Linked DNA regions of Homo sapiens: region 2 is linked to region 1. Evidence: chromatin contacts called from ENCODE Hi-C or POLR2A ChIA-PET data. All regions are on one chromosome and are shown on one strand. The core of a region is the stretch at or near the end of the contact, and the rest is flanking DNA. Distances in the headings are between cores, read along the strand shown. Region 1 overlaps EVI5 (ecotropic viral integration site 5). Region 2 overlaps LOC124904219 (a long non-coding RNA gene).

Region 1 (2,845 bases), core at 165-2,664:
ATCATCAAAAACAAGCAAAGTCTAAGAAGCTGTCACAGCCAAAAGGAACCTAAGGAGACATTACAACTAAATGTAATGTGTCTTGGATAGAATTCTAGAAACAGGAAAAAAAAAAAACAGGTTAAAAAACAAAGGCAAAGGAAATCTGAATAAACTAAGGACTTTAGTAGTAATGTATCAATATTGGTTCATTAATTGTAACAAAGGTACCACACTAATATATTAATAATAGGGGAAACTGTGGGAGGGTATGTGGGAACTCTCTATCTTCTCAATTTTTCTGTAAATTTAAAACTTTTCTAAAAAGTATCTAATTTTTTTTAAAACTAGTTTGTGAGTCCATAGTTTTTAGGAGCCATTGGAATTATATCAAATTTTAAGTATTGGTCACAAAATTGATTTGTTTCCAATTAAATTATGATTTATGAGGAATATTTTCTACCTTTTAGACCTTGTGTGAATGCTGACTTGTTTTAAGAGAGGGAGAGTGTCTTGCTCTGTTGCCCAGGACAGAGTTCAGTGGTGCAATCACAGCGTACTACAGCTTTGAACTCCTGGGATCAAGCAGTTCTACCTAAGCCTCCCTAGTAGCTAGCAATACAGGCACACCCCACCATGCCCTGCTAATTTTTAAATTTTTTGTACAGATGGGGTCTTGCTATGTTGCTCAGGCTGATCTTGAGCTTCTGGCCTCAAATAATCCTGACTCAGCCCTGCAAAGCACTGGGCTGATTTTTTTTTTTTTTTGAGATGGAGTCTCACTCTGTCTCTTAGGCTAGAGTGCAATGGTGCAATCTCGGCTCACTGCAACCTCAGCCTTCTGGTTCAAGCAATTCTCCTGCCTCAGCCTCCTGAGTAGCTGGGATTACAGGTGACTGCTACCACACCTGGCTAATTTTTAAATTTTCAATAGAGATGGGGTTTCACCACGTTGGCCAAACTGGTCTCGAACACCTGACCTCAGGTGATCTGCTCACCTCGGCCTCCCAAAGTGCTGAGATTATGGGTGTGAGCCACCACACCCGGCCTTGGGCTGGTATTTTTAAACTGTGCCTTTAGCTAGTCCTGTGTATATGTATATTTCTCTTCTGAAATGGAATTAAATCAGTCTTAATACTGAAAAATACTAGCCAAATATTTGATTTCTTTTATCCCTTATATATTTTTCAGATTTCATTATTGGTTTTTAAAAGACATTTATGTGTACTTTTACTTTTTCTAATTACTAAGAAGAATATTCAAACCTTTGTCCATGACTTTAAATTACAGGAAACTGTTTCAAAAACTTATCAGTAGTACATGATATGAGTATGATTTGTTTTTAGAAGTTTCAAATGAGTCACCTTGAAGTCATGGAGAGGCTACCGCTTACCACATTTACCATTCTGATTAATTTTTCTTTTGGCAAAGTACAAATCAGTAATAACCTACTAAAGCCTAGTGGTTGCTATTGATATTTCAGTAAGGTGATGTTGATTAATCAGAGTGATTACTTACCAAGTGTTACAGATTTACTCAAATTATTGGGTTTTCTTCTACTATAGTAATTTCATATGCAGTAATAATTTGCTTAAGACATTTTGCTTCATATGTGCGTTGAAAATATCAATGTAGAACTTAAAATTTGTATCCATGCTGCAAGTTAATGTGGTTGCCTCTGTGACCGTTGAACATAGTTTCATAATAAAGCCTGGAAAAAAAAAAGCATTATTTAACCTTTTAAACAATCAAGAGATTGCTTTTTAAATTGTCTCTAAAAAGGTTTGATTTTTTACGAAAGAGAGAGCACTTGAATATATCTTTATGTACCACCGTGTCTCTTTTTGTTAGATTTTTCATCTGTGGGTATAATATAAAATATTCTTAAAATGAAAGCTTTACGCTTGTGTTTGAGACTAAGCAACTTGCATTGTGTCATGACCCTTCTAATACCACAAACCTTCTGTAATACTACTCCCGGAGAAAAACCCACATCCTATGCATAACCTTAGATTTATTTTGAAATCTCTATGAAAAAGAACAGAGAGAGATTACTAATTGTTTCTGTTACTTCCTTTAGAGGTATGATACCTATTTGTAACCCATGTTGTAAATGTTAATAGCCAGGAGTAAAATGTTAAAATATATTAAGTAGTGGTTTCCTATCCTAAAGTTAATATGTGAAAATTTAATAACTAATTATAAGTTTCAGTTTGTTATATTAGATATCTGGAAAGAATGTAAAAAAAAAAAAAAAGAGAGAGAGAGAGAAGGCATTGGTACTTCCAGTAGCTTATACTTCTAATACCATTGGCCAGTACAATACTAGAAAATAATTGCAAATTTAAATAAGCCATCTTTTTAAAAATTTTATTCCTATTCTGATTTTTTCCTTCTATTTTAGATTTCTTTGTATTCTTTATGTAACTGATGAAGGTGGATGAAAAATCTAATTTTTTTTTTTTTTTTTTTTTTTTTTTGAGACAGAGCCTCACTCTGTCGCCCAGGCTGGAGCACAGTAGCGTGATCTCGGCTTACCGCAACCTCCGCCTCCCAGGTTCAAGCGATTCTCCTGCCTCAGCCTCTCAAGTAGCTGGGATTACAGGCACGTGCCACCATGCCCAGCTAATTTTTTGTATTTTTAGTAGAGATGGAGTTTCACCATGTTGGCCAGGCTGGTCTCAAAACTTCTGACCTCAAGTGATCCACCCACCTCAGCCTCCCAGAGTGCTGGGATTACAGGCATGAGCCACCGCGCCTGACCCCAAGGTTATTTTTAATATTTAGAAAAAATAGTAACTACCCATCAGTAGGAGAATGGTTACACTATAGTATATTTATACTCTGGAATATTCTGCGTCTTTCA
Region 2 (3,059 bases), core at 146-2,645, 400 kb before region 1:
ACCACTTCTGGCTAATTTTTGTATTTTTTGTAGAGATAGCTTTTTGCCATGTTGCCCAGGCTGGTCTTGAGCTCCCGGGCTCAAGTAATCTGCCTGCCTTGGCTTTCCAAAGTGCTGGGATTACAGGAGTGAGCCACTGCACCCGGCCCCAAGTTACTTCTTGATCCATGGGCTGCAGAATGAATGTTGTAAGCAGGCATGAAAACATTCATCTCCTTGTACATCTTCATCAGAAGTCTTGGGAGACCAGGTGCATTGTCAAGAGCAGTAATATTTTTAAAATAATATTTTTTTCTTAGCAGTAGGTCTCAACAGTGGGCTTAAAATATTTAGTAAACTAGGTTGTAATCGTATGTGCTGTCATCCAGGTTTTGTTGTTCCATTTACAGGGCACAGATAGAGTAGATTTGGCATAATTCTTAATTGCCCTAGAATTTTCAGGCTGGTAGATAAGCATTGGCTTCAACTTAAAGTCACCAGCTGCATTAGCCCCTAACAAGACAGTCAGCCTGTTTTTTGAAGATTTGAAGTCAGGCATTGACTTCTCTCTATCTATTAAAGTCCTAGGTGACATCTTTCCCAATGTAAGACTGTTCTGCCTACCCTGATAATCTGTTGTTGGCCAGCCGTGGTGGTTCACGCCTGTAATCTCAGAACTTTGGGAGGCCAAGGCCGACAGATTGCTCGAGTCCAGTTGTTTAAGACCAGCCTGGGCAACATGGCGAAACCCTGTCTCTACAAAAAAATGCAAAAATTAGCCAAGCATAATGGCACGGGCCTATAATCCCGGTTACTTATGAGGCTGAGATGGGAGGATCACCTGAGCCCAGGAAGTTGAGGCTGCCGTAAGCCATAATTGCACCACTGTACTCCAGCCTGGGCGAGAGAGGGAGACTCTGTCTCAAAAAAAAAAAAAAAAAAAGAAAGAAAGAAAAGAAAAGAAAAGAAAAAGAAAAAAGAAAGAAAGAAGAGAAAAGAAAATTTGGGCTGGGCACCGTGGGTCATGCCGCTAATCCCAGCACTTTGGGAGACTGAGGTGGGCGGATCACTTGAGGCCCGGAGTTCAAGACCTGCCTGGGCAACATGGCGAAACCCTGTCTCTATGAAAAATACAAAAATTAGCTGGGTGTGGTGGCTCAAGCCTGTAATTCCAGCTACTCAGGAGGCTAAGGTGAAAGGATCACTTGAACCTGGGAGGTGGAGGTTGGAGTGAACTGAGATTGCGCCACTGCACTCCAGCCTGGGCAACAAGAGTGAAACTCCGTCTCAAAAAAAAAGAAAAGAAAAGAAAATCTGTTGTTTAGTGTAGTCTTAGATCTTTGCTAGATCTTCTAGATAACTTGCTCAGCTTCTACGTCAGTGGTTACGGCTCCACCTTGTGCTTTTACATGATGGAGGTGGCATCTTTAAACCTCACAAACCTCATGAACTAACCTCTGTTAACTTTTCTTCTGGAGCTTTCTCATCTCTCTCACCCTTCATAGAATGGAAGAGAGTTAGAACCTTGCTCTGGATTAGGCTTTAGCTGATTTAATCTTCCATCCAGATCACTAGAGTTTTCTCCATATCAGCAATAAGACTGTTCTACTTTCTTACCATTCATGTGTTCACTGGAGTAGCACTTTTAACTTCCTTCAAGAACTTTTCCTTTGCGTTTACAACTTGGCTAACTGTTTGTGCAAGAGGCCGAGCTTACAGCCTATCTCAGCCTTTGACATTACTTCCTCACTAAGCTTAATCATTTCTAGCTTTTGATTTAAAGTGAAAGACCTGTGACTCTTCCTTTCACTTGAACACTTATAGGTCATTCTAGAGTTATTAATTCACCTAATTCCAATATTGTTGTGCCTCAGGGAATAGAGAGGCCCTAAGAGAGAGAGACAGACAGGGGAGTGGCCAGTCAGTGGAACAGTCAGACCACACATAACATTTTTGGATGAAGGTCTCTGTCTTATATGGGTACGGTTCATGGTGTCCCAAAACAATAACAATAGCACTGTAAAAGATCACTGGTCACCGTAACAGATATAATAATAATGAAAAAGCTTGAAATATTGCCTGAATTACCAAAATGTGACAGAGACACAAAGTGAGCACATGCTGTTAGAAGCATTGTGCTGGCAGACTTGCTCAACACAGAGTTGCCACAAACCTTCAACTTGTAAAAATCACAGTATCTGCAAAGTGCAATAAAACAAAGCATGCCTGTGCCTAATATGTCCCCAGTTGTCAATAAAAGAGAAAACTTAGGGGCTAGTTTTGGTCCTTGAGCAGCATCTTACAGGGCCAATTTAACTAAAGAATTAACACTACATTCACAGCAAATCACATGAGAAGAAATAATAAATAGTGCACATATAAAAAAGATTCACACTCTGAGTTCTAATTAGGAAAATAATTATTAAAACAAAAGGAGGCTGGCTGGGTGTGGTGGTTCACGCCTGTTATCCTGGCACTTAGCGAGGCCAAGGTGGGCAGATAGCTTGAGCCCGGGAGTTCGAGACTAGCCTGGGCAACATGGTGAAACCCCATCTCTACAAAAAAATATAAAACAGCCAGGAGTGGTGACACATGCCTGTAGTCCCAGTTGCCCGAAGGGCTAAGGCAGGAAGATCACTTGAGCCCAGTAGGTTGAGGCTGCAGTGAGTTGTGATAGGGCCACTGCATTCCAGCCTGGGTGATAGAGTAAGGCCTCGACTCAAAACAAAAACAAAAACAAAAAACAAAAGGAGGATACATATATTGTAATATACTATTGCGAGAATAAAAATTGGTACCATGTTTGTAGAGAAAAATTTTCTAATATAGGTTGAGCTTCCATAATCTAAAAATCTGAAATCTAAAATGCTCCAAAATCTGAAATGTTTTTGCGCATTGACATGAAGCTTACAGGTCATTCTCAAAGGAAATGTTGATTGGAGCACTTCAGATTTTGGATTTTCAGATTAGGGATGTTCAGTTGATAAATACATGCAAATACTAAACAATCCAAAATCTGAAACACTTCTATTACCAAGTATTTCACATAAGGGATAGTCTACCTATAACTACCACAATTT

What was found. Hi-C counts contacts between places; a loop is a spot of excess contacts on that map. ChIA-PET counts read pairs that join two places held with the same protein, here RNA polymerase II (POLR2A). Pooled maps may share reads with other maps.
Region 2: a pooled map shows a loop between it and region 1 (4-fold over the local background). The contact joins two enhancer-like sites. A Hi-C loop is called at or near these places in 2 of 37 single-sample maps with no recorded cell type and 8 of 50 pooled maps. POLR2A ChIA-PET finds 5 or more read pairs at or near these places in 3 of 52 experiments (CD4-positive, alpha-beta T cell, PC-9 and activated naive CD4-positive, alpha-beta T cell).

What each region holds. Positions count from the first base shown.
Region 1 is chr1:92,583,125-92,585,969 of GRCh38, reverse strand. All of the region lies in intron 18 of EVI5 (ecotropic viral integration site 5), which reads left to right. It also overlaps the pseudogene LOC107985727. Among named protein-coding and RNA genes, the nearest start is that of GFI1, 98 kb to the right of the region's middle. RefSeq lists a silencer at 1,352-1,501. Within about 2 kb of position 1,414, at least 8 of the 41 ENCODE cell types and tissues checked have a DNase peak (open chromatin) inside an H3K27ac peak, as active enhancers do; they include CD4-positive, alpha-beta T cell, where a contact is called at or near this core.
Region 2 is chr1:92,979,752-92,982,810 of GRCh38, reverse strand. All of the region lies in intron 1 of LOC124904219 (a long non-coding RNA gene), which reads right to left. Among named protein-coding and RNA genes, the nearest start is that of DIPK1A, 20 kb to the right of the region's middle. Within about 2 kb of position 1,395, at least 5 of the 41 ENCODE cell types and tissues checked have a DNase peak (open chromatin) inside an H3K27ac peak, as active enhancers do; they include CD4-positive, alpha-beta T cell, where a contact is called at or near this core.